3 separate regions of the Homo sapiens genome follow, and regions 1 and 3 are each linked to region 2. The links are chromatin loops, found by intact Hi-C in ENCODE. Cell type or tissue: Panc1. All regions are shown on one strand. Links, peaks and the distances in the headings refer to the core of each region. The heading gives the core; the rest is flanking DNA. Region 1 overlaps TRDN (triadin). Region 2 has its middle 110 kb from the start of RNF217. Region 3 has its middle 26 kb from the start of NKAIN2.

Region 1 (11,431 bases), core at 1,221-9,220, 1.4 Mb after region 2:
AGTATTAATCTGCCAATATACTGTCAAAGGCAAGAGACCAAGAGAAATAGTAGTTAGAAAGTTATATCAATAAATATTACAGAGCTCAAGTCAATTACAACAATGCTGGTGACAGGTAAGGAGGGCCTAATCCAACGTGGCAGATTGAGAGGAGAGAGCCACGGAAAGCATTATAAAGGAAATTCACCCAGTATATAGCAACTGAGCTTCTAAGGAAGGAAAAGAAAACATGTATCAGTATTTATTTAAATGGCTTTTTAGCAGATAAATTTCCTCAGAGAATTTTGTGATCTCTGCTGTTTCCTCTCTTTTAACTGGAAGAAGAATGTTGTTAGAAAAAAGAAAGAATCAGAGGGAAATAGATACCGTTCTGTCATGATGACTTTTTAAAAACATACTGTTTTCATATGAGCACTTCAGTTGGCTGGTTCAGTTGTTGTTAAACAATATTTTGGGGAACCCAAAAACCATTTTCCTTTTGGCATTTAACAACAATTAAAAATTTTTTCCATTAATTTATAATGTGGTTCCTTTGTTACTTAAGTAATCTTTAGGCTAGAGAAAAAAAAGTGAGTCCATTCTGTTTTTTTCGACACTGAGTATCTAGCACCTAGTATAATGCCAGTATGAAGCAGATGCTGAATCCACCCATTGAATAAACAAAGGAAGCATCTTCCATCACATGAGATGTATTTTTAGTTTTATATCCTTCAAAAAGGATTTGCCTCCCATCTGTGAATTTCTGCATTTACTTTGTCTTTATTCACTTTTGCTCACTGTGGTCATGTAGAGAAAAACTAAATATTGTATTCCCAGTCTCCTCTGCTGTATGTGGAGTCTTAATTAGCTTTTCAAACACATTGCAGATAAAACCTATTAATCCTCTGACCTTCACTGAATTCAAAAGTTTTTGTGTTAATTGTTTTGAGAGAATAATAGACAGTTTTGCTGTTTTTTTTTTAAAAAAATCCTTGCATCTCTGCCAGGAAAACAGTAGAACCAGAAAGAGCATTTGAAAGGCTGCTTGTATTTCAGCTGCCATCTTTTACCACTAGTGCATGTCAGAGGACAGTCATTTCTAAACTTTATGAAAGTCATTTGTTTTCTTACAGCTTTATAAAATAAGCTTTTAAAATGATTTCTATCCAAAAATAGCAAAAATAGCAATTAGATCATTTAAGATGATTGTAATTTTGTTTATTAAAGCCCTAAGTGGAAAAGGAACTTACATTTATTGTCCACCTATTAAATTACGAGCACTTTGCTTGCATTAACTCCTTAAAACTTCAGGATCCCCTTTTTCCTGTGGTTTGACCATTTGTGTCAATATTCACTTTTGTTTACAAGGTTTCAATCACTCCACTGGGTACTGACGAAAAACTGATGAAAATTGTCACCCTCATTTCACAGAAGTGCACACATTCATTTGTTTTCGAGAGTAAAAATTTCTACTGCTGATGTAGGAAGGAATTAGGACTTGAAATCTGTTTTCTCTGATTCTAAAACGATTGTCAAAGTTTCAATGACCATTAGCACTTGGGAGGCAGGAGGTACTCAGTAGTATCACCCAAGGTTAAGGTGACATACACACCAGTTTTCTCCTGTAGCATTGACATAATTATTCATCACACTTTCTTTTATTCTCAGAGATGTCCAGTGTGGATGATTGTGCTCCATCTCAGAAGCTTTTAAAATTATGTATTTGCGAGTGCTGTGGGAGACCAAGGTGAAAAGATCACTTGAGACTAGGAGTTTGAGACCAGCCTGGGCAACATAGTGAGACCCGCCCCCTGTCTATAAACAATTAAAAAATTAACCTGGGGCTGTGGCACATGCCTGTAGTCCTAGCTACTTTGGAGGCTGAGGCAGGGGCATCATTTGAACCCAGGAAATAGAGGCTGCAGTAAGTTATCACACCACTGTACTCCAGCCTAGGTGCCAGAGTGAGACCCTGTCTCTAAAACAAAAAATAAATTTTAAAAAATTATGCATGTGTAAAGGCTAAAGCAACTCCATCATGGAAACTAATTCACTATGCTGACTTCTGCTTAACCCCAGTTCCTCTCAGATTTCTATTTTCAAGTACTTACCATAAATCCTGCTTATAGGCAAATTCCTTCTGAAACATCTATACCCTTTCTCTATGGTATAGAAGCCCTGGCTCTGGGGGTTAACAGTGCGGGGATCCACCACCTCTCAGCTACCCGAGACATGGCTTCTGCTTGTAAATCCCTAGGAAATGCTTCTTTCAGAGAAACTGGATCTATCAGTTTCTTTTTTTAGCCTCTCAGCTCCCATGGCCTTTGGGAGTAGGTTCACATAGATAGACCTGCTCATCTTGAAACAGCATCTCTAGAGGTTTAGAATACCAGAATCTCTCTTCCCATCAGCGATTATGATTCAGTCGTCCTGGTGCAAGGATAAGAAAGACAACTGTATTTTAAAAATGATCCTTGGGTGATTCTCTTCTGCCAGGTAAGCAAAACACTCATCAAGGCTCATAAAAAAAGCAGCCATGAGCAGTGAAACAGAATGCTTTGCTGGGAGTCGGGAGCTTGGACCTGAGGTCTAACCCTGCCACTGGATGCACAACCCTCATCGTTTCAGGCTTCTGCTTTTTCTTTATAAACCGAGAAGATGGAATGGAGTCAGTGGCTTTATGTTGGGGTTGGGGGTTGAGTGTAGAGGAAAGAGTACCTTGCAAAGTCTCAAAGTATGAGACTTTGTCAAACTATAACAAGATTCTGAGATTCTTGTAGCCACCTACCTCCATGGGAGCTGAGGGTGAGTGAAGAGGTACTTGTTCTTTTGGAAAATCACTGCTTTTAGGGTGCCAGTGTTTGGGATGAAAGTATGTTGTATGGTATCATTGCCTATGTTGGAGCAGGAAAAAAGAAAGAATGGAAACTTAGGTAGATGGTCCTGAATTTTTATTTCTAAATCAAAACATTAAAAAAAGTTTGGATTTAGCAACTACTTGATTCAGTAACTTGCTTTTCAGCTGCTTAGTTTAACCACACACACACACACATACACACACACACAGCATGAAACAACAGCTGAAGACGTATTTGATGATGTGAGCACAAATGGATTTTTTTAGTCTTTTTCCTACTGAGTTGCTGGAGGGCAACAGTGCGAACATCCACCCTTCCTTGCCAGCTGGTGTGTATTCCTAAACCAGGGAAATAACGGTCACACTTACCCTACCTATTATGACAAGCTACCTCTGGGTCAAAATTATTACAGCATGTTCTTATTAGTGTCTGAATCCCACTTTCATTTGTGTGTTATACTTACCCAGTCCTGGATGAGTAATTTTAATTGTGAGAGCCAAATAAGCAAAATGTGGAGTTAGCCCTTGACAAAAATAGCCACTGTTACAAACGTGATTTAAGGGCTGAAATGGTTCAGATCATCATCCCTGGTGTCTTTGCTTAACAAAAGCAGCTAGGAGGGGTTATTGGTCTCAGAGGTGGAATATAGCTGCTCTGCTCTGTCAGAAGGAAAGTGCTCCTTTGGCTACTTCTTCTTTGTCCACAGGGCAAATACTGTGATATGAGAAACCGGAGAGATGGGATGTATCATTGGCAGCTTGGCCCTGAAGGCTTTAGGGCAGTATTTTTCTCTTTCTGCCCCTAGCCAGCTGTCTTTTTGCACAGGTTGAATGCATGTGCTCTGCCTTTGACATTGTGCATTTAAATGCCAGCTTGTGCAATTTACAGTACAAAAGGGCAAGGATACGTGGGGGAATGAGGAAAAAAGAAACCTCTTTTCTCTTCTCATTGGCTGACCTTTGTGATTTCGCTTTATAAAGGCATTGAAAGAGCCCCTTTGACCATATTTCTGATCTTCAAAACAATCACAGAAATAGCCCTTTATAATGTTATTTATATACATTGCTACCAGTCTTCCTGCATTAGAATATAAAGAATAATTTGTATCCCTGGAACTGAACACGGAAAGCCATTCCTATCTCAGTTAGCTGAAAGTAAAACCAAATTGCACTCTGTGATTTTGGTAATAGGGATCAAAAAATTTTATATTGTAGGATTTTAGGCCAATAATACCTGAATCTGAAAGGTAGACTTAATATGCTTCCCTCAAATTAATTTAGAAAATTTCAAATTTGGAGAGATCATAACATAATAATTTTATGAGACAGATATAAAGGGAGATGCAGGACTGAGAGTGACCTTGGTGGTATGCAAATCCTCATTCTTGAGAAATGATTTGTATAGACTTAATGATTCTCTTATTCTCCTTAGGTATTCCTTCATTAATTCATTTGTTCACTTATTGAGTCCTTTCATTAGAAAGATGCTTTTCTGGGTACTAAAGAATAATGGTGGCTGGGCGTGGTGGCTCACGCCTGTAATCCCACAACTTTGGGAGACGGAGGCAGGTGGATCACCTAAGGTCAGGAGCTCAAGTCCAGCCTGGCCAATATGGTGAAGCCCCATCTCTATTAAAAATACAAAAAATTAGCTAGGCTTGGTGGCAGATGCCTGTAATCCTAGCTACTTGAGAAACTGAGGCGAGAGAATCGCTTGGACCCGGGAGACGGAGGTTTCAGCGAGCTGAGATTATGCCGCTGCACTCCAGCCTGAGTGCAACAGAGCAAGACTCTGTCAACTAAAAAAAAAGAAAAAAAGAGGAAAAGAATAATGGTGACAAGGAGACAAAGTTTTTGCATTTATAGAACTTCATAGTCCAGTGAAGGAGACAAATCATAAAGGGCATGTAGTATGATATCCGAGAATGATACTTGCTATGAAGAATTGAGAGGGCAAGTGGATAGAGAATATGGAAGGTGCTGTGTTTTCACTGGGTGGTCTGGGAAGGGCTGTCTAAGGAGATGCTATCTGAACAGAGACTTGGATGAAGAAAGGAGTGAGCTGCACACACATTTGTGAAAATAGTTTCATACAGTAAAAATGCAACCTTCACACAGAAGAAATGCAAAAACCCCAATGATCAGGGAACAGGAAAAGAAGCAGTGGAATAGAATAGCATGAGTGAGGAGCAGGTGGTAGGAGGTGAAGTTAACCGAGTTGTGGAGATCTGGATCACAAAAGATATTATCCTGAGTGAGGTCTGATGCTTTCAAAGGGCCTGAGTACAGATCATTTTAAGCAATTATAAAAGTGAAAACAATTAGAATTAACATAAACACATTTCTCGTGTGTTTTGTTGGCTGGAAAATTTGTTTAGTTGCCTCTTGCTCTGTCCCCTTAACTTTAGTGACACTGCTGTCACTGAATTTTGCATATGAAATTCTCTTCAGAAAAGGATAAGACTAGTGCCATCTGGTGGTCGTAGTTGTGAACGTCATACTCCATCCTGGAGTATTTGCAAAACCAAAAACATTTAGGCCCAGCAGTGCTAAAACTTTCAATAATACTTATCCTCCTAGGTAAATATGTCTATTGAGCACATATAAAACTAGAATATGGAAACTCGACTAAAGTATTCGCTGATGTTGTTCTGTGCTTTGAGGAATCTTTTAGTTTAGCCCAGTAGTTATTTTTGTCTATACAGTATATGCAATGCAGTTCACATAGTAGGGAATAAATAAATTGCTATTAAATTGAAATTAGCCTAATGTCTACTTATCACTGAGGTACCATTGACCTTTATTAGGTCTTCTTTCTTAGGTCTCTACAACAGTAGTATTCTTGAATCCAGAGAGAGACCACATCATTTTCTTTTTATTGTGATATTTGTGGTTATGATTATTTGGCTAGTACACTTACTATTTTTATATAGTGTTTGCCTAATAAATATAAATTTACATATGGGATAGAAAGAACTATGTTTTAACATTACATGGGTGTTTATCTTAAGGGCTACCTGCTTAGACTGTCTGGCTTTGAGCCTTGCCTCAGTCACCTGCAAGTTCTATGGATGAGCCTTAGTTTCCTTCTCTGGAAAGACTCTAATGGTTCTAACGTTACAGCGATCTTGTCAAGGTTAAATGAGAAAATCTAGGTAAGCTGTCTAGCCCAGTACTTGGAATATTACAAGTATCCAATACATGGTAAATATTTTTATAATTTGTATGTGTTTGGTATGTAGCATTTGATAAGCTAAAGGTCAAATCATGTCTCATGGGAAAATTAAATATAAATAAGTAACTAGTTTGTAAGGATAGTTCAGCCTGATCACTCAATAAGCATTTAGTTGAATTCCTTATTTGTAGTAAGCACTGTTCTGAAATATCCATCATACATTTATATTACCAAGAAGTATGCAAAGCTACAAAAGGACAAGCCTCTGAGTGTTTAATAATTGTGTTCACAGAGCCTAGAGTGGCATCTGGCACAGAGTAGATGCTCAATTAATATTTGCTGAATGAATGAATTAGAAAGGACTCCTTAAATATAAATATTATCTAGTTTTACTTCTTATTCATGTAATTATTTAATAAAATTTGATATGTTAAAGTTTCTGTATATAGATGTAAGTAAAACTGAAACGATATTCAAAATTGTATTATCATTACATTTTTACCTAGGAGAATGAAATCAGTAATAATCCTAGGGTACTCATTTTCCAGCAATAATCAAAAGATTCTTATATTACTAATTGTGAGCAGAATACTTAAAGAGAGAAATTTTGGCAAAACTATTATGCGAATCACTAAATTTGCATATAGTGGTTTTTCCCCTAAAATGTAATGTGTGTTTTAAGACTTAACTCTCAGAATGGCAATTCCATTTTCCTGCTTCCAAGTTCTTGATTGGGAACTCTTTATTATTACACATATATTTTCTATTCAGCTAAAACCTCCACAACATACAGAATAAAAGATTTGATTTTTCCTGACTGAAAGAAAAGCTGATATTTGTATATATGCATTTGTTATTTATCAAATGAACTCTAGGACAATGTCAACTGCTTACTAATATCCAATATATTCCATGGACAGCCTCCCTCAAGCAATGAATCTCAGAATATCATGGCAATGTGAAAATTCCTATAACTCACATATTTCTATATATCCTATGGAGTACGTTCTCGTTAAACATGAGGTAACACTTATTCTGTGTTTTAATGACATTTCAGTGGTTTCTAGAATTTTTTTAAAAAAATCTCAATAGAAAGGATTTAGTAACCTTAAGGTTAACCTTGATCAATATTTCGGAAAGTATTATTAATTGGAACTTAAAGGAATGCTAAATGCAAAGATGTGGCATAGGTTCATCAAAATTAAAGAAGTCATGTAAAATTAACCTTAATTCTTCATCAGATAGCGAACTTGAAGATCAGAGAAATTGTGCAGGCTTGATGCATGTGTAGCAAAGCATTTGAAAAGGTGCCTTCTGATGTGTGATTAAAAGGTAAGAAAATGGGCTGAATGCAAGAGAAAACTAGTTACCCCTTGAACCTTTACTAACCAACACTTAGTAATGGATAACTCTTAATCTGGTAGAGATGTCTAATGGTGAGTAGGGGGCTTCATCCTCTTCTGAGAGTCTCTGGATTTAGTCATTACTAAAAAGATTTTGCATTTGACACTGTTGACTATCTCTTTATCTGTAAGAAGCCTATTCATGATTTGTCAATGGTTTTTGACATGTCTGTTATAATAGGCAAGCACATCTTCAAAGCCAATGAAATTTGTTACAATTTTATGTGAAAAAATACCTTCAAGAATGCCTTTTGGGAAACTATATTCACTTGCCAACTGGCTGTATTAAACACCACTCTTTCTCTTGTCAAGTGCTTTTTCTTACAATGCCCTATTTATTCCTGGAGAATTCACTTTTATCAGGCTATGAAGTCATCAATTCAAGCTCACTATAAAGAACCAAAGCTTCACCTTAAGTGCTTAAAATACTCCTAAGTAATTTTGAGTAATGGTCAATTCTACACCCTTTAGAAACACCATTTTAATTATTTTTTATAACCAGTACTTTCTGGTATTTCACCAAGGTGTGATTTCAGATGTAATTCTAATTAAAGTAACAATTTGATTGTTTGATGCCAGAAAGTCCAGACATATAAAAGTCTCTGAAATTGAAGTGTTTTTGATAATTGTTTTGGGAGCAATCACAGGACATTGAGTCCAAGATTCAGACTGAGAGACTGAGATGCTGATGTCATTGGCATTACTGCTACTGTTGCCCCAACACTGGGAATTTGTTGAGAACAGAAAGATGAAACCATTAAATGACCTTTTCACAGAATCACATTACATGGATTCCAAACTTTCTAAAGAGTGTTAACTTTTCAAATCAAGAAGTACTATGATATCTTGATTTCTTATATTGCTTTTCCCTCGTTTTCTCCATGCTATTTTCTTTTTAATGTGATTTTTTCATTGTCCACCACATTCCTCCTTAAGTAATCATGTTTAGTTCTATGTTTGAACACAGAGAATTATTGAACATTTTAGATATTTTTTGGGGATTCCAATCTGCTGGAAGCTGTCAAGGTCTAAATTAGCTAGTTACTAATGAACCGAACATAATTTTTCTTTATTTTTTTCTTATGATTTTATCACATGATGAGAATTATTCTGGTCGTTTTAGGATTTACCATTATTATTTAGAATTTTTTTAAAAATTGATATTGTTTTAGTTAATTTTTAAACTTTTTACCACAAAATATTTATTCATAGAAGTTACTAAAAGCTACATATCCGAGTTTGGTAAGTTCCCAGCTGAGCCTACAGTCTGTTGATAAAGAGATGTAACCAATGATGATCAGGCATCTTGCTTACAGAACATTAAGAGACCCAGAAGAGTATTCATAATCTCACCAGGCAGCTATACCACAATGAAATTCTAAATCTAGGAAGAAAAATAGGACATTTCTTAAAATGTGATGATGGTCTTCCAGCACTATCCAATTAAACTTCCTATATTGGTAGAAATATCTTATGTCTGTACTGTTGCATGTGGCAGCCACTAGCCACAGGTGGCTCTTTAGCTGTTGAAATATGACTAGTTATTGAGAAGTCAAATTTTCAGTTTTATTTAACTTTAAATTATTTAATTTTGCATTTAAACAGCTTAATACAGTTATTGGCTGCCATATTGGACAGCACTGCCTAATCTTTAAATTTACCATGTTCTCCCCAGCTCCCACCCATTTCCCTTGTTTTCCAATAATATAGACTTGGGAAGTAAATTGTGGTTTTAGTTAAGGCAAGGTTCAGGTCCTGTGTTCGTCTAATAACTACATAAGATTCCATGGTGTGCTGGTTAGCTATATTTTGGGGAGATAAAAATAGTACTGCGTTATAGTGTTTGCTGATTTCCGTGGTGTACGTAATTCCACCAAGGCCAATTTGAAGCTAACAACATGAAATTAACCAGCCAGAAGGATTTCTGAAAATTTAACTATCTGGTCTCATAAGCTGGTAAAAACTGTCTCTAATATACCTATACTCTTTAAAAGTCCCAAATCCTTCCCATGTTTTCTTAAATGTTGCTAAGGTTTACATGCCCTAGATCACTTCTCTCTGTGAGTTCTGCTCTTACTTACTTGGTTCAGCTCATGGACTGGCTTCTTAATTCTCTGTATGCTGGCCTTTTGTTTTTTTCCATAAAAGCACTTTTCTTTAGTTTCCATAAAATCCATTTTCAGAAACCAGTTGTGCAAAGCATAGAATTTTTTTAAAAAGATACCTGCAGATGGTAGAGGGGATGGGGAAAGTTCTTACTATGTGGCAATATTAATAAATACAGATTAAGTATTGGGTATCTTTGCTATTTAATATCCTCAGGCTACTCTTCACTGCCCTTTCCCAGGTTCCCTCCCACTGCACGTCATCTCTCTGACTCCTCTTTGGTGCCTTCCTTCTGCCATAGCTTGTTCTCACATCCTGAGTTTTGGATTTCCCCCAGAAATTCCAAACTTTCCAACTAGGTCATACAAAGCAATTCAGTTCTCTTCAGCCTCTATTCGCAAACTCTCCTTTTGATATTCACACTCATCCTGTTGCTTGAAGGACCCTTTATTTGCCATAATCAATCTTCCTTAGAAAGTAGTTATTCAGGCTGGGTGCGGTGGCTCATGCTTCTAATCCCAGCATTTTGGGAAGCCGAGGCAGGCGGATCATGAGGTCAGGAGTTCGAGACCCGCCCTGCCAACACGGAGAAAGCTCGTCTCTACTAAAAATACAAAAATTAGCTGGGCGTGGTGGCGGGCACCTGTAACCCCAGCTACTCGTGAGGCTGAGGTTGGATAATCGCTTGAACCCAGGAGGTGGAGGTTGCAGTGAGCCGATATCCCACCACTGCACTCCAGCCTGGGCAACAGAGCGAGACTCTGACTCAAAAAAAAAAAAAAAGAAAGAAAGTTATTCATACATGTAACAAAACTTATTGAATAACAGCTACACACCAGGCACTCTTCTGCTTGTAAATATCAAATTTGGCCGTTCATTATATTAGTATTGGGTATAATAATTTTCAAAATGCCTAGCACACTGCTGATGTATGTTGGCAATCAATAGGTGTCATTTTGTTATGTATTTGTGAAGCAAAATTTAGAAATATATTAACACACTAAGGGACAGAAATAAAGGCTACAACCTTTGGAAAGATTCAGACTTTCATCTCTGTCTTCCTTTTAATTACACATTCTATTTCACCCTCAAAGCTGACTCTTAAATACTAATATTTGTGATGTCCAGATATGTATAAACAGTGATGTAATCCACTATCATTTTAGTAAAACTGTGTATAAATCACTGTACATTTAATTAATACCACATGTATTTTCACTGACCCTATGTTTATTTGTTGCTGTTGCTGTCATAAATTCCCTAGTCACTTATTGTGGATACACAATAAATATATACTTAAAATACTTTTAGTTTCAATAAGTGAAGAGAAAATACAATAAATGTTATAGAAATGATTAACATTACATTTTGGTTCATTTTGTTTCTTCGTTGATCACTTTTTGTTTTGCTGTAAACTATTTGGTAATTTTTGTGAGTGCAGTGAGTAATATTTTATTGTCCTGATGCTAGGTGCTTGCAAAAGGGGAGAAAATGCATGGTGTTCTGTTTTACTTTATGTGATTGGGCATAGAAATGTCTTACCAATTTGATCTCTTATATCTGCCCACAGCTCTTGGACTCCGCAGCCTTTGTCTTAGTTCAGGTCATCATTACTCTAGTCTGGAGCAGTACTGTATCCTCCTTCACAATATGTACTTTACACCAAATATTCTGCATCAATGATTTCACTGACGGCATGTCTGATTATTTCACTCTCCACTTAAACCTGCCAAAGCTTTACTTTGTCCCTAGGATAAAGTCTTAATTGAAGAGTTTCAATGTCTTTCCTGATCTTTCTCTGGCTTCATCTCTTGATAACTCTTTCATCGCCCTTTGCTCCATCCATATAAAAGTCCATCCAATTGTTTAAAGTCAACCCACTCTCTCTTACAATTATGATTATTTCAGAGC
Region 2 (11,431 bases), core at 2,297-10,296:
CAGTTACTGTTCTAAGTGAAGGACACTGTTGAAAAGATATCAATGTTTCTGTCCACATGGATCTTACATTCTAGTGGTGGAGACAGTCAATTCTCATACAAATAAATGATAATTGTAAGTGCTATGAAGAGAAAAGGAAAGGCAGGTGTGGTACTAAGAGTGATGGGTGGCAGCCATTTTAGATGGCATGGTCATGGAAGACATCTTTTAGATGTTTGATTAGAAGACTTGATTGAAGTGAGAGTATCAACAAGCAAATATCTGAAGAAAGAATGTTTGAGGCAAAGGGACAGCAATCGTAAGAATCTGAAGTGAGAGTGTTCTTGAGGTATTTGAGAAAGATCAAGGGAGTCAGTATGACTGGAGAGAATGTGGTAGTAAATGAGGCCTGATATACATATGCTGGAGCTAGCTCACAGTAAGTCCTTTAAGTCTTAGTAAAGGAGGTTCATTTTATGTTGGGGGTAATAGAGAGCTACCAAAGAGTTTTGTGGAGGAGAGTGACATGATCCAAGTTATATTTTAAGTGGATTCTTCTGGCTGCTATGTGAAGAACTATTATATATATTATTATAATAGATGGGGCCAAGAGTGGAAGCCGGAAATATAATATATTTAATTATATCATATATATTAATATTTAATAATTATATATTTAATATATATTTAACAATTATTAAATATTAAACTTTAAACTGTACCCCTTCCAATCTGACCATTCTCAGCATCTCTGCCTCCATCACACTGAACCAAGGCACTAGTTTTTACCTTTCCTGTGTCACCACAGCAGTCTCCTAACTAGCTTTCCTGCTTCTACTCTTGGCCCCATGTATTATAATAATAGATATATAGTAGAAAATTGGCCCTCATCTATTGGCTATTGTTATTATATTAAATATATTATACATTTAATATATTATGATTATATATAAATTAAAAATATATCATTTAATGTATATTAAATATGATATATTCAATTATATTATATCTAATATATTTAATTCTAGATAATTGGATAATAGATAATCATAATATATTAAGTATGTTATAGATAATTATAATATATTAAACATATATAATTATAATAATTGATAGCCAATAGATGGGGCCAATTATCTACTATATATCTATTATTATAATACATGGGGCCAAGAGTAGAAGCAGGAAAGCTAGTTAGGAGACTACTGTGGTGACACAGGAAAGGTAAAAACTAGTGCCTTGGGTCAGTGTGATGGAGGCAGAGATGCTGAGAACGGTCAGATTGGAAGGGGTACGGCTTAAAGTGGAACCTGCAGAGAAGGCTCTCTCTCCAGGTCATAATGTGACTTTGTTGTTTCCAGCTCTCCCAGCCAGGGTCACTGTCCCATTGGGCTGGTCTGATTTGTTCCTCAGGCCATTTTGGCTCATCTCCTCTTGCTCACTTGGTCCATAAAATGTCACCTGAGCTAGTGTAGGCAAGAGAACATCGAGAATCTGTGTGGTATGATTAGCATTAAGCTCTCGTAAGTGGCTTAATGATTTTCACCATTGTGGGACTCTTAGAAATTCAAAAACTGAAACTGGCTTATCCAGGATTGCATAATAAAAGATTAACTGTCTCATATCTTAAGGCATTTGCTCCTTTTCTTATGACACTCTTTAAACATTTTACTCATCTTTGCTTTCCTTTGTGCTTTATTCTGAAAAAATTGTCCTTTAAATCTGTAAAATGCTTCCAGCTTTTTCGGAATCAAGAAAAGATTTTAATATTAAATGAAAGAACAAACAAATGAATTTTTAAGTAAATAAACTATTTTGACTTAGAGGGTTTGGAGTAAAGACCTACCAAAAAAAAGAAACGATTATTTATCTTACAGAGGAAAGCTTCACAAGGCATCTTAAAGCTTGTTTTTCATATATATATGAAAAGGAATGATGCACTAATATTGATTTTCTTTGAATACAGGACCTAAGAAATTGGCTTGGGTATTTAACAGAAATACCCAAGGATAAAAAATAAACACTTATTAGTTAGACAGAATTTCTGTAAAGAGAAAATTGTGAAATACTGGAAAGAATCAAATGAAGGTAGTTGTGATTGGAACTTCTTAGATGGTTAAAATAATTTGCTTTCATGTGCCTGAGACTGCTTAATTGCAATTCTATGTGGAAAAAAGGATAGAATGAATGAATTAAATAAAAATATTTTTACAATAAAATATATAATTCATATGTGGCTTTCCTATAAATTTATTTTTTGAAAAATAAAAAAATTCAGTTTAAAAATGTTCCAATGATAAAACTTTTTGTTATGTAATAAGATTATATCACATCTGAAGCAATTTGTAATGTGTTGTTTAAAGGAAAAAATAGTGAGCAAACACAATGACAGGTCAAATTTATGACTCTTTCTTGTTTGTCGTTTCTATATTCCGCTTGAGGATTAGTGTTCAAATTGAGTATAAGTAAGAATTGTCAGCCCAGATTTAACTATCCACTGTTGTAACCAGAATACATTTTAGGGTTAAAGATGAATAATTCAAGAACTATTTCTGGGAGCTTTTTTAACGTTGCAACTCTAATCAGCAGGTGGAATTTAACAGCAACTGCATTAATCAGAAACTAACAAGGTAAAAATTACTCCCTCTCTAGATACAGAAAATTTTTCTCATTTGCAGTAGCTTTTTTTTTTTTTTTTTTTTTTTTTTAAAGGGAGACCTCATTCAGAGTATTTTTATTTAGTACCTAGCAGGTAAAGCAAAGTAGTTGAGAGCCTGCCACGTGAGAGGTAAGATGTGTGCTTATGGATCAAAGATGGTCTCACAGCAAAATATACTCCATTGGGCTATTAGAGAGGCTTAGCTGCATTGCTTGTCACTTCACATACACAGTTCCTCACATATACTCACACATCTCTACTGCTGCTATTGCTAGCAGTTTTAATTAGGGACTGTCTAGCCAAGCACAACTTGCCTGCCTTGCACCCCCTGTTCTCCTCCTCTGGGGTTGACTGGAGCTCAGTACTGCCAAACTGTTGATTGAAAACTTCTTGAATGAATGAACTTATCAAATACTTCCATGACTTCCTGGTAGTCCTGGAAATGTAGTCCTAGAAATGTAGTCCTATGATGCCTGGTACAGTGCTCCTGGCCCTTGTAAGCCTGGACTAGACTGACCAGTCTGAGTGTAATTAACATTGCCCCTGCAGAAACAGGGCAACTGAGAGGTGGTGGCTGTGTGGATGAGTCTCCTGAGGACTGAACATTGTGCATCCACCTGGGTTTAGAAGCACCAATTGTAGTGGTCAGGGTTTTCCAAAGAAACAGGGTCAATAGTATATGTATAGACATATAGAAAGATATTTATTTTGAAGAATGGGCTCACACAACTATGGAGGCTGAGGAGTCTCAGGACCTGCCATCAGTAAGCTGGAGGCCCAGGAAAGCTGGTGGTGTAATTCCAGTTCAAGCCCAAAGGCCCCAGAAACAGGAGCATCAATGTACCCCAGATGGGAGAAGATGGATGTCCCAGCTGCAGCAAAAGGCAAATTCACCCTTCTTCTGCCTTTTTGTGCTATTTGGGCACTCAGTGAATTTGATGATGCTGGCCCACATTGATGAGGGTAAATCTTCTTTAATAAATCTACTGATTCATATGGTAATCTCTTTCAGAAATACCCTCACAGACACACCCCGAAATCGTATTTTGCCAGCTGTCTGGGCATTCCTTAGCCCAGTCAAGATGACGTATAAAACGGACCATTCCATTTCATCAGTGTGAAGTGAGAGTAATCTTTGCGTGGCATTGCTGTGTTGTTACAAATGCCTATGTGAGCTGAAGGGAGTGGTTTGTTACTCTGAGTTTTAAAAAGTAAACCTAGGTTAAAAACATATAAAAACATTATGATATTTTTGGTTACTATAGCCTTGTAGTATAGTTTGAAGTCAGGTAGCGTGATGCCTCCAGCTTTGTTCTTTTGGCTTAGGATTGACTTGGCGATGCAGGCTCTTTTTTGGTTCCATATGAACTTTAAAGTAGTTTTTTCCAAATCCGTGAAGAAAGTCATTGGTAGCTTGATGGGGATGCATTGAATCTATAAATTACCGTGGGCAGTATGGCCATTTTCACCATATTGATTCTTTCTATCCATGAGCATGGAATGTTCTTCCATTTCTTTGTATCCTCTTTAATTTCATTGAGCAGTGGTTTGTAGTTCTCCTTGAAGAGGTCCTTCATGTCCCTTGTAAGGTGGATTCCTAGGTATTTTATTCTCTTTGAAGCAATTGTGAATGGGAGTTCACTCATGATTTGGCTCTCTGTTTGTCTGTTATTGGTGTATAAGAATGCTTGTGATTTTTGCACATTGATTTTGTATCCTGAGACTTTGCTGAAGTTGCTTATCAGCTTAAGGAGATTTTGGGCTGAGACAATGGGGTTTTCTAGATATACAATCATGTCGTCTGCAAACAGGGACAATTTGACTTCCTCTTTTCCTAATTGAATACCATTTATTTCCTTCTCCTGCCTAATTGCCCTGGCCAGAACTTCCAACACTGTGTTGAATAGGAGTGGTGAGAGAGGGCATCCCTGTCTTGTGCCAGCTTTCAAAGGGAATGCTTCCAGTTTTTGCCCAATCAGTATGATATTGGCTGTGGGTTTGTCATAGATAGCTCTTATTATTTTGAGATACATCCCATCAATACCTAATTTATTGAGAGTTTTTAGCATGAAGGGTTGTTGAATTTTGTCAAAGGCCTTTTCTGCATCTATTGAGATAATCATGTGGTTTTTGTCTTTGGTTCTGTTTATATGCTGGATTACATTTATTGATTTGCGTATATTGAACCAGCCTTGTATCCCAGGGATGAAGCCCACTTGATCGTGGTGGATAAGCTTTTTGATGTGCTGCTAGATTTGGTTTGCCAGTATTTTATTGAGGATTTTTGCATCAACATTCATCAAGGATATTGGTCTAAAATTCTCTTTTTTGGTTGTGTCTCATCTTATGATATTTGCAGTATGCATTTGGTTTTTGAATTTGTAATTTGTTTTGACTTTGTTTCTCAGTCTAAAACCTCAGAATAGAAGAGCAATATGAGTTTAATGATATCTAAATCAGCTGTTTTATATTGTCAGTGAATTAATAGTAAAAGGAGGATAAAGAAAACAAGTCTGTTGCCTATTTCTCATGTTGAATTTGCAGAAGTTTTTAAATTTCTAGTTTTAGGTTTTGCACATAACAATAAAAAATGGTTAGATAAGCTTTTGTTTGTTAATGTAATATTGTTTTTATAGGATACAAATAGTAAAATCAAGGAAGCTATGTTATTTTGATAAAATTGAGATACTTAAATATCTGGATTTGGTGACAGCAACAGTAAACTGACTGATTTGTTAAATAAAACCTTTTGCCTTTAGTAGAGCTATAAAGTTAGTCATAATGGTTTAAAAAGATATCACTTACACAGCTTAAATTCATCTTGATTTAACCAAAAATATTCTTCTTGACCTAAGACTCTATTGAAAATATCTATCGGATTAGACATTTCAATGAGAACTAGTCTCTCTGTCTTATAGTAGCTTGAAGTCCTGACTTGTCTTTTTTCAGCATAGTGACAGAATTAATTCCTTTTATTGCATAAGAATTTAATTAATTTCTAAAAGCTCTGTGGGCTTAAAATTATTTTGTTGTCAATTTTTAATATAAAATCTTAGATGGTATCACTGAGATGTAGAATCAAAGAATGTATGTTGATAAAAATTAAAACTAAATTGTTTACTTATTTTGCCTATAGTCTTTGAGAAATTCATATATACTCTTTTAAACACTAGATGGCACTAGAAATGTATCATAATAAATTGTTTCATCAGGAGGAATTATTAATTTTATGACCTCCTAAGATGGTGTGTTCTTTGGTTATATATTTTTGAACATTTAAAATAATTTAACTATTTCCACTAGTACCTTTAATTACTGAAATAAGTAATGAGGTTTCCAAACTGTAGAAATACATAATTCATAATTAAAATTTTTCAAAGTATTATTTTAGTGGTCCATAGATATTGCCACACCTCAGGTTTCCTCATCTTATGAGATTGCTTCCCTTTAAGTTCATCAAAAAGAAGACACATGCTCTACAAATAGAAATAATGAGTAGGTTCCTGAATTGTTTACTAACCTGATTACCCATGAGGCATGAATCATCTGAACACACTGGAAAAAGATTTAAATTCTTGACACATATTACTTCCTTCAAGAAAGATAGCATAAAACGAATGATATGCCACTATATGAGGACATTAATGACAAATTTTTCATCAATTTAAGAAATATTTACAATTAGTCACTGAGTAAGATAATTGGAAATGCCCTGAAATCTCGCAATATAAACACTTTCCCAAATTTGACAGTATTCCTAAAAATTTACCATCATCAACAATGTTTTGTGAAGCCGAAAGACACTTTTATATACTATCATTAAAACATGTTGGTCAGCTGTGCTAGAGGAAAGGCGGCTGAGTTATAGTCTTTGTCATGTGGCAATATGATCGAAGAGTGTAGCCAGTCAATGGGGTATTTCAGATAGTAACATAATCCAAGCGTTAAGATCGATTCTGGATCTTGTGATTTTTGTAGCGTTTGTCTACTTTTAAAACTTTTTGATTTGTTGTAACTTCTTTTCTCATTCTGAATACATGTTTACTTTTATATGTAATTTTATATATATTCTTTTTCTTCAGTAGGGCTTAAAACACTGTGTGAGCTTCTACCTGCCCAAACCTGGATTCATTCTGTTCCAATGCCTTTTAAGTCCCAATAATGTCTTGCTCCCATTTAACTCTCTGGCCTTATCTACATTCAGCATATTACTTTATATTTTTATAAAAAGTAATTATTCATTTTTGTTCACATAGCTTTATTTTTTTACCACCGGGATTTTATGTATGTTGTACTCTTTGTTTTTTATGTCCTTTCCCTTGGGATTGTCTTTTAAATTTGTATTTATCCAAGTCTATGAGACATGTCTCATATATGAGGTGCAAAAAGTAATTACGGTTCTTGCTATTACTTTCAATGGCAAAAAACACAGTTACTTTCATAGTAACCTAATGTTATTTCCTTCAGGAAAGGGGCTGTGATCTCTCTCCTAAACTTCCACATTTCCTCAAGCCAGCTAAGAGTAATTTCTCCCTCATCTAGAAAAACGTATTTTTATTTTCTTCTGTGACACATTTCTATGTGTATTTAACATCCTATATTTGTAAGAATGTATTATTTTTTCTACTGGGTTCTTAACTTCCTGATGAAAGGGACTGAATATTACCCATCTTTGGGTTTCTTACAGTACCCAGCACAGCTCCTTATGCATCATTGGTAACCCATAAAGATGTTTAAGATATATTAATGAATATATGAAAGCTGTTTGATCTGAGGGTCACAGCATATATTTTTCTCTGCCTGTTCATTTGAACTCTTAATTTTTCAGACTTCGGTACATGGTTATATTTAAAATAAAATATGCAACAACCAGAGACTTTAGGAGACAAAAAAGAGGATGTTTTCTGCATTTACAAAAAAAATTGTGCTTCTATCTCAGTATAGACAACATCACGGCACCATAGTTTCCACTTCTGGCATATTTTTAGTCGCTTAGGAGTTGACAAACTGCAGCCTATGGGCTCAGTCTAGTCAGTTGCCTGTTTTTGTAAATTAATTTTATTGAAACACAGTCACATCCATCATTCTAATAATGTCTATGGCTGCTTTCAAGCTATAATGGCAGTGTCAAATAGTTGCAACAAAGACTGTGTAAGGAATCAAGATGTAAACCCTGAAATAATTTAATAGATTTTACTTAGGACTTTTGCAAAGGGGTAGGTTGCATCATCTTCTCTAAAATGGGCAATTTATTAATTGCCAAACCATTAGTACAGTAACAAGACATACTATTTCCTATAAAGTGTTAATAAACTAGCATGTTGTAAATTTATGTATATTTTTAAATGCAATGCAAAGAAAACAGACCTCAGATTAAAATACATATGATGAAAGAATTACATTCCTCTTATGTGACTTAATAATTTAAATACTATGAACATCCAGTTGAGAAATTCAACCAGCTTTCTTAGGCCTTATTTTTTATGACCTACTTAAAGCTTTTATCACTGTTGAGCTTGACCTTCTTAAACTATTCTCTTGACTTCTTTGATACTGCAGTGTTTCCATTTCTACCTACCTCCTAGATGGGCCTTACCTATGTCCCATTTGTCCTTTCCTTCTTTCCTCCTAAAAATTTCAGCATATCACAAGGGTTGGTCTTACCTTTTTCTAACTCATTATTCTGATTCCTGAAAAGATCTTTTTTTCATGCTTTCAGTTTGTATCCCATTGTAAACAATGTTCAACTTATCTCTAGTATACATCTTTCCTTGGTTTCAGCTCTACAACTTTAAATGCCTGTTGGAATGAAACAACATTTTTTTTTTTTGTCCTCAAAAATCCCTGGTAACTAAGTTATCTTGGTCCTGTTTCTGACTTTTTGTTTCATACCTTCTCATCATTTTCATAGTAAAACAAAGTTTTCCCCTTCTATTCTAATCATATTGCCAGAGTCTTGGTTCCAAATCTGTATTGCTTCACATTTGCACAAGCTGAGTGTTTTAACTAGTTTCCTGACTCTTCTTCCCTCTAATTCATTTTACAAAGTATGTTAAATTTACTTATTTGGTCTTTGAAAGAAAATATCCTAGAACATACATTATTAGTTTTATTTGTAATTTAACCAACTAACAATTGAGTTTGATTATTTATTAGTTACTAAATATTTAATTGAATAGTCATGGCTTGCCAGGCACTATTCTAGGCTTTGGAAATGTAGTAATAAACAAAACAGAGATTTCTGTACTCATGGAGTTTGCATTCTAGTTTGAGGAATAGATGATAAGGTAAAGGAGCAGAATTATAGTATTGAATTGTATGTGCTAAAGATAAGAATTAAGAGGGTAGGAAGATATAAAATGTTGAAGGAAGACTCCATTGAATAGATGACTAAAGACATGATGAAAGCATAAGAAACTGCCATGTAGATACATGACAGGAGAGCATTCTAGGCAGACAATACAGCAAGAAGCAGTTAAAAGATGCCTAACATATTTAAGGAACAGCAGAGAGGGCAGTGTGACTGTTCAGTGTGACTGAAGCAGAATGAAGAAAACTGAGACAGATAAAAAGGTTAAAGAAATGGCAGGGGTCCAGATCTCAGATCTCAGAGGGTCATGAGATGTTGATGCACAGGAGAGTTTTATGCAGAGAAGGGACATAATCAAAGTTAGATTTTAGGAGATTTGCTTTGGATGCTGTGTTGAGAACTAAGGGGAGAAAGGGTAGAAACAGGAAGGCCTGTTTGAAGACCTCTGCAATAGTCCTGATGTTGAATTAGGGTCCTAGGGAAGTAGACTCTGAGACTGAGATTAATGTAAGTGTAAGTTAGATCTTGGAATTGATTCCCATGGCAGGAAAGGGAAGAAAGCAGAATCAGGTGATGGGAGAAGTTGGGTTGAGATATAACGTCCTAAAAGTTCTCAGCCACCCTAGTGGGAGTGCTAAAGCTGGAATGGCAAGCAGACTGCACTAGGTTAGAAGATTTGTCCTTTATCCCCCAATGTGGACTAGTCATTGGATGTGGGATGTCCCAGGAAGATAATGTAACCTTGGATGAAATAGGCTTTTTCAATGGAGGCAATTTCCAAAGAGGGATAGCCACTGAGTTGCTGCCTACCAGAAGTAGAGTACTCCCTGAGCAGGGGAAGTTAGTCTTCCAGGCATAAAGGGGTATCTGTGTCATACATCACAGCATCCTATACACCAGGAAAGAGGTAATGATAGTTTGGACCAGGGTATTGGCAGTGGGAATGATGAGAAGCTATCAATCTATGGACATGTTTTGAAGGTAGCACCTGTAGGACCAAATTATAATGTTCTGATGGATTGCATTTGGGACATGAGAGAAGTAGAGGGGGCAAAATTGACACCGTAGCTTTGGCTTCAGCAACTGATAAACGGATATTTCATTAACTGAGATGAGGAAAACTGTGGAAGGAACTTGTATTAGTCTGTTCTTACACTGCTGTTAAAGACATACCTGAGACAGGGTAATTTATTAAATAAAAAAAAGAGGTTTAATGAATTCACAGTTCCATGTGGCTGGGGAGGCCTCACAATCATGGTGGAAGGCAAAAGGCACATCTTACATGGCAGCAGGCAAGAAAGAGGATGAGAGCCAAGCAAAAGGAGTTTCCCTTTATAAAGCCATCAGATCTCATGAGACTTATTCACTACCACGATAACAGTATGGGGGAAACTGCCCCCTATGATTCATTTATTGCCCACTAGGTCCCTCCCACAACACATGGGAATTAGGAAAGCTACAATTAAAAATGAGATTTGGGTGGAGACACAGAGCCAAACCATACCATTCCACCCCTGGCTCCTCCCAAATGTCATGTCCTCACATTTCAAAAGCGATCATGCCTTCCCAACAGTCCCTCAAGTCTTAATTTATTTCAGCATTAACTCAAAAGTCCACAGTCCAAAGTCTCATCTGAGACAGGCAAGTTCCTTCTGCCTATGAGCCTGTAAAATCAAAAGCAAGTTAGTTACTTTCTAGATACAATGGGGGTACAGGCATTGGGTAAATACACCTGTTCCAGAAGGAAGAAATTGGCCAAAATAAGGGGGCTAAAGGCCCCATGCAAGTCCAAATTCAGGGGGGCAGTCAAACCTTAACGCTCCAAAATGATATCATTTGACTCCATGTCTCACATCCAGGTCATGCTGATGCAAAAGGTGGGCACCCACAGCCTTGGGCAGTTCTGCTCCTGTGGCTTTGTGGGGTATGGCCCAACTCCTAGCTGGTTTCACGAGATGGCATTGATTGAGGATTTTCCAGGCACAAAGTGCAAGCTCTCAGTGGATCTGACATTCTGGGTCTGGAGGACGGTGGCCCTCTTCTCACAGCTCCACTAGGCAGTGCCCCAGTGAGGACTCTGTGTGGGGGTTTCAACTCCACATTTCCCTTCCACATTGCCCTAGCAGGGGTTCTCCATGAGGTCTCTGCCCCTATAGCAAATTTCTGCCTGTACATCCATTCTTTTCCATACATCTGCTGAAATCTAGGTGGAGGTTCCCAAAGTTTAATTCTTAATTTCTGTGCACCCACAGGCTCAACACCACATGGAAGCTGCCAAGGCTTGGGGCTTGCACCCTGTGAAGCCACAGCTCAAGCTGTACCTCGGGCCCTTTCAGCCACAGCTAGAGTGGCTGGGATGCAGGGAACCAAGTCCCTAGGCTGCACGGAGCAGAGGATCCCTGGCCGATCCCTGGCCCCGGCCCACAAAACCACTTTTCCCTTCTAAGCCTCCAGGCCTGTGATGGGAGGGGCTGCCACAGAGA
Region 3 (11,431 bases), core at 1,471-9,470, 1.1 Mb after region 2:
TAAAAATGAGAAAAGGTAATGTATGACCATAATTTAATCAACTATATACATTCTAAAAAAATTATAGTGTTAGTCATAAGCTGGAGGGGTATTTCCTCACCACTCTTACGTTTCTGTCCATTAGTGCAAACTCCATGATTAGACCATTGCTGCCTACCTATCTCCGCCCTCTCATTCACTTCTCTGCAGGAGATAAGAATAGACTTAACCTGAGTGGTAAGTTCAAAAGAAGAACCTGGACCTATGTAGCTCAGCCATTCCTCACTATGTCTAAATAGCTAACATCCATGCCTGCATCATGTCCTTAGTTTTACAGAGACATCCTTCTATATGATGAGGCTGTGATTATTAGCCCTGCCTGGGGCTTGCTAATTAAGACTGTCACCAACCTGGTCAACATAGCAAGACCCTATTTCTACAAAAAAGAGAAAAAAATTGAAACAAAAAATTACCTGGTCATGGTGGAGCATGCTTATAGTTTCAGCTACTTGGGAACCTGAGACAGGAGGATTACTTGAGGCCAGGAGTTAGAGGCTGCAGTGAGTTATAATTGTGCCACTGCACTCCAGCACTCCAGCATGGGTGACAGAATGAGACCCTGTCTCAAAGAAAAAGAAAAAAAAAAAAAAGACTCCCTAATTTGGTTTTAGGAATTTCACTTTCCCTCAGATATAATCTCCAGTATTATCAACTTTAGAAGTAATCAAGGTATTATGTTGGCTTTAAGTTGCTTTACTTATTGTATTATTTCTCAATTGACACTTATTTATTTGGCCTGCATCAACATTAAGCAATGTTGAGTCAGTTGCTTATTCCTTCAGCATTATCCTTTGGTCTGCAAAGTTGTAGGTGGGGGCTTGTATTTTATTTTCATAGCCTTGGTGAATGCATGCATATGAAGATAACCAGTAAAGCTTAGGAAACAGAATGGAGGGCAAAACATCGTGTACACAGTGTCTATATTTGGAGCATCCACTATGTACTAATAAGATTCTGGATGCTGGGAATAGAGTAGTGAATAAACCCTGCTTTTATGGGGTCTATTTTCTATTGGGGAAAGCAAACAATAAACTAATCATTGATTGTGAATACTGTAAATGCATATATTACATCTACCCAGGCAAGTAGCTGATAGTGATAGGAAAACACTTAATAAAAATGTTTTACAAAGGATGAGGTAGTCCTTTTTGTAGGATGTTTACAGAACGCCTCTCAAAGAAAATTAAAGTTCATCTGGACCTTAAAATGTGATGGTGGTAATCATGAGGGATCCAGTAAGAAAATGACTCAAATAGAGGAAATAGAGAGTTCAGAGGTCCAGAGAGGACACAGTTACCAAATCCAAAGGGCAGAAAGACAGCCAGAGTGACCAGAAGGTAGTAAAAGAAACCTCGAAGCTGGAGACAATGAGCCCACTGAAGTAGGCAGGACCTAGATAGTGTAAGATGACCTTGTAGCCTGTGACTAAACAAACAAAAAAGACTCTATTGAAAAAGCAGTAAGAAAAACATATTGGAATATTCAAAGTTAGGAATGAATGCGATCTGAATCAATCAAGTTTTTAAATTGTCTTTAGCTGTTTTGACTTAAAGGATTGCAGAGAAAGTAGATAAGGCTCAATTGTAGTGGTTCAGACATGAAATAATTGTTTGTTTAGAGCTGTCCTTATAGAGAAGGAATGGTCAGATTTGAGAAGTCCAGGGAGCTAGAGCCAACAGGACTTATTTACAAATGGCATATAGAAAGTGAGTAGGGTAACAATTCTAGGGATTAAGAATAACTCCTAGGTTTTTATCCTGATCACCTGAGTCATCAGGGGTACACTTTCCAGAAATGGGGAAGATTTTTGGAGGAGCAAGTTGTGCTTTATCTTCTACAAATGGTCTGTTTGTTTCCATAAGTTGGTAGTGTCTTTTAGACAACCAAGTTTAGATATCAAATAAGGAGCTTGATATATATGTGTATAGATAGCAGGGAAAAAGTCAGGGCTGGAGATTTTATTTCCTGTTTTTTGCTGCCATGAGTTAGAGAATAGCTGGAAACTAATGAGATTAATTATATAAAACATTGCTGCGCATGGACATATATTATTTGTTCAGCATTATCCTAAGCACTAAACAACTCCCATCTAATTTAATCATCTCAATACCACTGTATTATAGATGGAGTAACTGAGACTTAAAGAGAGTAATAATTTGCCCAAAGGCACACGGTACGTGATAAACTAGACTTTGAATTAATGTCTGTGTGATTCTAAAGTCCATGCTTACTGGGCTAAAAATCAAGGGTGTAGAAGGCACCTTGAATATCCAGCCTCTTAGAACAAGAGACTGGGCTTCATTTGTTACCTTAATTAGCTGTGTGACTTTTGTATACCCTGTATAATCAACAAGAAAATCTGTGGAATTCAAAGGACCTGTGTGCTTGATTTCAAAGCCGCAAAGAAAGGAATAGTTTGTAATTTGAATAGTCAAGTTCTGGAGGAGAAGGACCCCTCAAAATAATAGACAGATAATTATCAAGGGCTTCAAACGTAGTGTTAATAGCTTTCATCAGATTATCATGGGAGTTTGGCCATCAATCCCAGTGTATTCAAAGCAAAGTTATTTCATGCCTATTATCCTAGGTTAATTATTAATAATGCCCCACTTTAACTCTCAAGAGGATTTCATTTTTGATAAATTATATGGTCACTCAATATTTAGAAGTCTTAGACCCAAAAGGTTATAAATACCCGGTAGATACAAATACTCACAAATCCTACATGTTTCCTCTTTTAAAGAGGAGAAACCAAGGCCCCTGAGGTAACAAGAGCACAACTATCACACAGGGGTCCTTCTGCTTACTCCTCATTTCCATCTCTTGGAGTTCAACCCATGCCTCGAAGCTCAGTTTTGAATTTGTTCATTCATTTATTCACTAAACTTTCTCACATTGGTGTATGTATACCACCTACATAATGAAAGAAATCATAGGGATAGAAAATACCTCTGTTGGAAAATCATTTGCTTATTTCTCCTACCTGCAATGAATAGACATGCATATGTATCAAAACAGGCAATTTCAGACCTACATACCCAGCATCTACACACAAATACATGCACACACAGGCACACAAACAGACTTACATACGCCAGTCTTAATACTCAATAGTTTCTGAAGACTCTAAGTTTGCTATCTCATAATGTTTTTAATTGGCTGTCAACAGTTTAGCAATAATTTCTCAGACTAATGAAAAAAATATCCATGAAGATGGCTGTTCCTTGTGATTTCAGGTTCTATGTTGAGTCTCTCATTTATGACACTGGTTGGATGGGTGAAAAATGTTGCTCTTCATAAGAGTATATTTGTTACCAAAAGGGGAAAAGAATAAGTTGTTTTCCAAATCAAAAAAGATTTATTACATGTTATTGTTCACTCTATATTCAGTAATATTCTAAACATTATAAGAAACTCAAAATAGTAGTCAAAGATGGTGTTCATATAATTTTTAACTTTAAGAAGTGTCAATCAGTCTTCCAAGTATTTATATGCAGTCAAATGCCCTGAAATTAAAAACATATGTTCCATTCAATGAAAATTTAATGTTTAGAGCTTATAAATAGAAACAGGCTTGAACCGAGCCTTATGGAGGACTAGCAAGGGATAAGAATCTCAACATTTCATAATTTACAATAACCAGAAGTGGAAAAGTCAGTGACTGAAGTAAGCCTTGGAATTAAGCAGCCAGAATGAACTCACTAGGTTAGAAACTTTAACAAAATCTGAAGTTAGTATATTTTTTTCATTACTTATCTCTGGTCCCATAGAAGAGACAATCAGAAGACATAATCCTAGCTTAATAAGGGTTTAACAAAAGTAGCTTTTCAAAGTTAATTAGCCTACTAATCATAAAAAGAGAAATGAATAGGGGGGCAGCCTCTCTAACTTTGAAAACATTCTGAAGAACCACTAGCCTTTAGTCTCATTATTCTATTTAACATGGCTATCACTTTTATCTCAGAAGATACTAATATTAAAATGTTGGACGATATTCTTATTCATAAATTTTTTTTTCTTTAGATAATCTAACCTTCATGAAGATCCCATCTGTCATGTTTCCACTAAATGAAGTTGGCAAGTTTGTTGTTTAAAAAATCCTTAAAAATAATTATATGTCCAATATTCAATAGAAATATTTATGATAAGAATGCAATCATCTTACTGAGGCTATCACAATATTTATTCTTTTCTCATTAATGTTGGAAAGTATATGGAATAAAAGACACTTTCCCAGTAGAGCTTAAGAGGGCAGCTGAGAAAACAGAGTTGGAAAGAGATGTTAGAAAATTTGGCCAGAAATGTAAAATAGTGACTAAGTGTAGGAAAAAATTCAATAATCATTTCCTATGACTTTCCATATGTTGTATGATAAAATAACATGTTTTATGTGATTTACCAAATATCTTTAAGAAATACTGACATAGCAAAGAGTATAAGGGACATCTTCTTCCACATATGCTATAATTTTATTTCATATATTTCCTCTCAAAGTCTTAATACACAAGTGATCCAGTGTGACCTCAATACAAATAAATCATATAGGAGCTGGTACAGACATGATGTACATGCACACCTGCAAACTCATCCACTCAAGAAAGATCCATTAAACTTCTACCATTTGTCAGGAATGTACTAGGTGCTGAGGTGCAATGTCTGGGTGACACTCATATGGAAGTGTTAACTAGGCAGATTGGATATGCTAGTCTGGAGCTGAAAAGGAACTGGGGCTGCCGATATAAATTAGGTAGTCATCAGCATACAGATGGTATTTTTAAAAATAAAAATGAATAAGGTCACTTGGGGGGATAGAGATGAAGACTGGGTTCAAGAGAGAACTAAGGAATGCCAATATTTAGGGGTTGAGTATCTAAGAGAAACAGCTTAAAAAGCTTGAAATTAAAAAAAAAAAAAAATAGAAGAGGATGGCCTTATAGAAGGCAGAAGAAGAGAAAATTTCAAGAAAAAGGGAGTGGTCAGTTCTATTCAATGTTATTGAGAGATCCAGTAAAAAGAAGACCAAGCAGTGTCCATTGGACTTAATATAGAGGTTGTTAGTGACTTTGACGAAACCAGTTTTGGTGGCACGGTGGGAGCACAAGACAAGACCATACACACACACAGACAGACAGACCGACAGACAGACAGACACAGACACACAGACAGACCGACAGACAGACAGACACACACACACACACACACACACACACACACACACAATTATAATGTCCTCTGGTTCATAAACACTATATCCAGGATATTCCATTGTTTGGAAAGCCTAGTATTTATTTGTCCATTGTTTAATTTAATAACTCCGAAGTGCCTTAATTCAAAAGGGACCTCTGGCTGTGAGAAGTAGCAGTTTATGCCAGCAACTCTTATTTTTCCACAGTGTCCTGACCCCATGGATTTAAAATAAAGCTATCTAAATGTAAATAATTTATTTCTTATATTGCTAAAGATATTCCATGATAATTGACTAGATATAAGACTATGAAACTTAGCATGCTTCTTAGCATCACCAGTGAAACCCCAGATGCAGTGTAGGCAAATGTAGTCACAGCTACTTGAGAGACTGAGGCATGAGGATCACTTGAGCCCAAGAGTTCAAGTCCAGCCTGGAAACATAGGAAGCCCCCTGTCTCCCCAAAAATATAGATTAAATTAAATTAAACCACCAGTGAAGCCTGAATGATTCAGTCTCACATGTGGATAATTTCAGAATTACTCTAAGGACAAAGTTATCTTTTGTATACATTATTAGATTTTTTTTTCCTGTAATTGAAATAGTTTAAAAATTTTAATTCTGGATTTATTAAAAGCAATTGCTGATTTAGCCATAAAATACATCCTAAAATGTTAAAGGAGTGTATCTAGGTTAAATGAATTCTTAATTCCTCAAGTATGCCCGATGGAATACCTTGTCTCCACTCCTCCACATACATGTTACATATTCATCGCATGGATCGTAAGACAACTCAACCAGGAGAATCAAGATTTATGCTTATAACTATATTATAGTTATAATTCATGCATGAACAACAGTGACCTCATGTGGCTAATGCTTTATGCCTGAAACTATTAAACTAAGAACAACAAAAAAATGTCTATGCTATACATCAAGACATGTCAGAGTAAATGATTGGAGCTGCCTGTGCCACACAACATACTTTCTTTTTTAAGGTGACTGCTCAAATCTGTGTATGTTTGTAAGGTTAGATTGGTCAAAGGTTAACATTATGGAATAAGATATCTGAGGGCCAAGTATCAAATCTTACCTCCTTGTATTACCCAAAGCATTCAGTGCTACTCTTTGCTCATTGAAGAAACTCTCCAAGTGCTTTTTGAATTCTGTCTCATCTTCCCTGCCCAAGTTAAAAAATAAATGCCTAAATGGAAATGTAAGAACAGATTACAGTGGTGCTTCATTATCCACCTGTTTCTGACTTCAGGATTTGGCTGTTTTTCTCTTCAGTCTGAATAGTTCCCTTAACCAGTCTGAGCTGTAACATTCTGGACTTTCGCACAAGCATTTGTTTAAAACTATTTTACTACATCATTAGCTAGAATAACAACAGTTTTAAACACACATTCAAGCCTCTATATTTGTAGGTTCCACATCTGTGGATTCAACCAACCACAGATCAAGAAATATTCAGAAAAAAGGATGGTTATGTCTGGACTGAACATGTACAGACTTTTTTCCTTGTAATTATTCTCTAAGTAACCCAGTATAACAGCTATTTGCATAGCATTTACATCCTATTAGGCATTTGGAATAATCTAGAGATGACTTAAAGAATATGAGAGGATGTGCATAGATTATATGTAAATATTACACCATTTTATATGACGGACTTGAGCATCTCTGAATTTGGGTAACTGTGGGAGAAGGAGGGTCCTGGAACCAGTCCCCCACAGATACGGAGGGACTACTGTGTTACAGAGTATTGAAAATAAAATAACTTCCAGCTCTCTTTTCTTTAAAATCAAGGGTGGTGTCCTTTATCATTAATTTCAAAGCAGTGCTGCAGTTAGATCACAGGTAAGGACCTAACTTCACTAGTAAGACCTTAGCTAGAGAATGAACAATTAAGGATAAATAGGTTACCTCGGATCTTCGAGGTAACATGATATTTAGTAGATGACAACTGCTGCTTGCAGTCTTCTGTCAGAATTATGCTGTAAACTCTAGCTCAGCAGTAAAAAACATGATTCTGGAGTCAGAAAACCTAGTTTGTAATCCTGACTTCAACATTTATCTGTCCTTGGTTTAGTCACTGTCTTCTCTTAGAGAACCCATCTTCGAAATGGGAGAGGGTAACAGAATCTAGCTCATGGAGGTATCATGAGGATTAAATAAGAAAATACTATGTAAACCATTTCACAAGTTTGTGCCACATAGTAAGAGCTTAGTGTTCCAAGCTTAATGATTTTTAATGAATCTGTTATTCTTTATTTTTACTTCTCATCTATATTTCTGCTTTCTTAATTTTAATTAAGACATATGTATAGTTCATTATTTTCTCCATCTTTTCTTCTACTAAAAAGAAAGCTAACACTTTATCAGTTTCTTTACTGTTTTCCTTTGTTCTCTCCCTAGTCCAGGGAAGCACCAGTTAAGTAGTATAGGTGATCCTTGCAAATATATTATACATACCTACTTGTTCTGTGGGAAATGTGTTTTGAAAATATCAGCAATGACGAAATTCCCTAGTCCAAAATCCCAGTTATTTAGAAAAGCTTCTTGTCATAATTAGGTACAAGTTTGATATCGTATTTATTTGCTACATACATAGAGGATTACATAGCAAAACAAACAAACAATCTGTGAGGCATAATACTTAATGCCCTTATCTAATTCTTTTCTTGATACTTAAAATATAAGAAATAATAAAATCCAAATATGTAAAGTACTCTAAAATAAAAAGACATAACAATAAAAATATACCTACATAAAATTTTGAACATTTTATTTCTATGCCTGATAGAAAGTTTAAGTTTAGTTCACTATTTTAAGAATCACAGAATAATTTTTATTCATGTATTCAACAAATGTGTATTAACTTCTTATATGCTAGGTACTGGTTTTGGCACAATAATTCTATAGTAAACAGAATACACAAAATCTGTTCTTTTATAGATTTTACATTCTAGAAGTGAGAAACAAAAAACAAATAAGAAATAAGAAACAAAGGAAGGAGGAAAATAAATAAATGTACGTAAGTGGCAATAAACATTAGCAAGAGAAATAAATTAGGATAAGGAAGATAAAAAGTGATGGAGTGTTATTTTACATAAGGGGCTGGGAAAGGCAGGTCTTATAAATGAACATTTAAAAAGGCTTCAAAAGTTTTAAGGGAAAACATTTCAGACAGAGCTGCAGCAGCTGTAAAGAGCCTTCAGTGGAAGCGGACTTGCCGTGTGCAAAAAATTCCACAGCTAGAGCAGAGTGAATGAGGAGGGGAGTGTTTGGAGATGAGCTCAGAGAAACAGTAAGACACCAAGTCACGTAAGGCCTGATCCAAATACAAAAAAAACCATTTAAGAATTGATCTGAAAAGGAACATGATCTGGCTCATATTGTAAAAGGCTCACTCTGGCTTTGGCATGCGTAATGGACTGCAAAGGGAAAGAAAGAGATGCGATCAATTAGGAAGTTTTACAACAATCCAGACAAGAAGTGATGGTGATTTGGCCAGGATGTTAATGGTCAATGTGGGGAAACAGATTCATATATCAGATAGGATTCAAAGTAAGAATTGAAATAAATTTGTAATGGATTAGATGTGGAATGTGAAAGAAAAGAGGGTTCAAGGATAACTCAAAGATTTTTCAGCAACTGGAAAAAAAAGATGCTTTTTGTGCAGATGGGATAGACTTACGGAAAAGGAGAGGTTTTTTCCCCCCGAGAAGGTGGAAACAGAGAGGAAAGGAATTAAGAGTTGTGTTTTGAATATTTAGAATTTGAGGTGTCTTTTAAATATTCAGATGGAAATATTGAATAGGCAATTGGATGTTTAAGGTTGAAATTTAGGGGAGAATTGCCAAAAAAATTTTTTTTTAATGTGTGAATTAACAGATTAGTGATGATGTTTAAATTCTTGCATTTGGAGATCATCTGGGAATAAAGAAGAGATAGAAAAGAGTTTTGAGAGAAGAGCCCTGGTCTTTGCAATGATTAGAGGTCAGGTATATGAGGAGGAGTAGACAAATGAGAGTGGTAAGGAATGAACAGTAACTAGGAGACTAGGGAAGAGTTTCACAGACAACAAGTGAAAAATGTTTTCAAGAAGGGAAGTGATTGTTAGATAATGTGGATAGGTTGACTAAAATGAGTACAAATAAGAGGACATGGACTCAGGACTCACCTCCTATGGAGAATCAGGGGGCTGCCACACCAAAGAAGTTTTTAGGAGTTCAGTAGTCTGGGAGATTCTGAGATGTCACTTTCAAAGGAAAAAAAAATTATGCCATCTTGCATTTATCACCAATAAGAAGGAATCACAATGCCTGGTAGACCTCTTTGGGTTCTGGAAGCAGCATTTTCTTTATGTGGGAATTTTTTTCCTAGTCCTGTTACCAAATGACATTACAGGCTGCCAGCTGTGGATGGGTCCCAAACCAGGAAAGTTCTTGGTGGTAGATCCAGGCAAGAGTGTGAGCACCCTTGCAAATTGGTCCATATGACAGAAACAGCAGCATCTATGATTTTAGCTGCATCCATGATGGGAAAAGATGCCATATAAAAGTTATACAAAGTCCCAGCAAAAGAATTACAATGTAAATATCTAACAAGTATTCAGAAAGTGGTGTTTCCGAAGCAAGGCCATGTCATCTATAGAAAAGAATGATATACCGTGCAAAAAGAGTCCCTGGTTTTCTTCTGTACCCTAAGATGAACACTTAGCCATGGGACATCAAGTGTGTATGTTGCCAGAACTGCCCATCATGAGCTGGATATTGTCAGACCCACCAAATTGTAAGGTCAGGCTAGCCCAGCAGCCATACCTTGCAGAATGGAAATGCTGCATTTATGTTCAGCATGAATAGGGCCCAAAGGCACAAGTAAGTTGCATGAGTAGCTGGCCCAGAATCCCATGTCCCTACTATTGTCACACTGGCACCCACCTCTCTTGGCTAACTTCTATCACCACATGGGAGGTCTCTTAAGATCAAATGACAGAAAGAAGTGAGCCTTTTAAAGTATACATTCACATAATATAGGTCTGTATACTGAAAATTAACAACAGCTACAGTATAGCTCTACTCGGGGGAGGGCCAAAAAGACATCAGTGAAGGAAAATATTCCCAACAGGCACATATTTGGATGGTACACCTGGTCATTTCCTTTGCATAAATAAATAAATAAATAAATAAATTGCCCAAGATTAGAATATATGGACCAATGGCAATTTGAGGATAACTTGTCTGGAAGGAGAAAGATTTGGAAATGAGGGACAGACAGGTCAGAGGAAGGGACACATGGAGGGCTCTGGGAGTGGACCCAAAGTATTTTCTATAACATACTAAAGCCTTTCAGAGAGTGCCCACATGAGAATAAGCACTACCAAATGAATGTTAAAAAATGATTCAGCCAATTGACATCAACCAGCCTCTGTAATTAACCTCAGTGCTGGCACAACAGGCTTATGAAATGTGTGGCCGTGGTGGCAGGAATGAAGGCTATGAATGAGGCTTATGTCCTGTGCTTCCTTTCACCAAGGGTGATTTAGCTTTAGCTGCTGCCAAATGTCCAATTTACCAGCAATGGAAACCAGTGGTGAGCCCCCAGTATGAAACCATACTTTTGGGAAATCAACTAGTTACTTAGGGTTAACTTGATTACTTTGAACTCTTTCCTGTATTTAGGACCTCAGTTAGCACCAGTATTCCAGGTTTAGAGAGTGCATAAATAAATTTTTTTTTTTTTTTTTAAGTAGAGACAAGGTTTCACCATGTTGGCCAGGCTGGTCTCAAACTCCTGACCTTAGGTAATCCGCCTGCCTTAGCCTCCCAAAGGGCTGGGATTACAGGCATGAGCCACCATGCCTGGCCAAATAAAATTATATATATCATCATATCAATCCTATCAGACTAAAGAACACACTTTAGAGCAAATGGAGTGAAGTTGTGGATACCTGACTGGTCCTATCACATACTGTACCTCCAGTAAATTGTCAGCCTGACAGAGTGATGGAAAAGCCTCTGACGGCACAGCTGAGGTGCCAGCTTGGAGATTATACCCTGCAAGGATGGGGCATCATCCTTCAGGATGTAGTATGCACACCAAATCAACAACCATTTTATGGTCTGTGTCCCAGTATGTAGAACACTTGTGTCTGGGTCTGGAAACCAAGGGAAGGAAGTTGGATGGCTTTGTTTACTGTCA

What was found. Hi-C counts contacts between places; a loop is a spot of excess contacts. Peaks named below come from ENCODE experiments on the same cell type or tissue, not always from the same donor. Only the 100,000 strongest peaks of a DNase experiment are listed, where the experiment ranks them.
Region 1: a loop joins it to region 2, with 4 times the contacts of the local background. A loop is called at or near these places in 7 of 110 quality-filtered maps.
Region 3: a loop joins it to region 2, with 4 times the contacts of the local background. A loop is called at or near these places in 9 of 110 quality-filtered maps.

What each region holds. Positions count from the first base shown.
Region 1 is chr6:123,409,922-123,421,352 of GRCh38, reverse strand. The region is part of intron 12 of TRDN (triadin); the gene reads left to right. Among named protein-coding and RNA genes, the nearest start is that of TRDN-AS1, 24 kb to the left of the region's middle. In Panc1, for the core only: CTCF peaks have their summits at 5,111 and 5,310 (motif pointing left); a DNase peak (open chromatin) is centred at 5,312; H3K27ac peaks cover 1,306 bases; H3K27me3 peaks cover 187 bases.
Region 2 is chr6:124,848,898-124,860,328 of GRCh38, reverse strand. No RefSeq gene overlaps it. Among named protein-coding and RNA genes, the nearest start is that of RNF217, 110 kb to the left of the region's middle. RefSeq lists a silencer at 3,619-3,819. In Panc1, for the core only: CTCF peaks have their summits at 5,767 (motif pointing right) and 5,971; a DNase peak (open chromatin) is centred at 5,745; H3K27ac peaks cover 4,898 bases.
Region 3 is chr6:123,772,422-123,783,852 of GRCh38, reverse strand. No RefSeq gene overlaps it. Among named protein-coding and RNA genes, the nearest start is that of NKAIN2, 26 kb to the left of the region's middle. In Panc1, for the core only: CTCF peaks have their summits at 5,894 and 6,107 (motif pointing left); a DNase peak (open chromatin) is centred at 6,172; H3K27ac peaks cover 4,397 bases.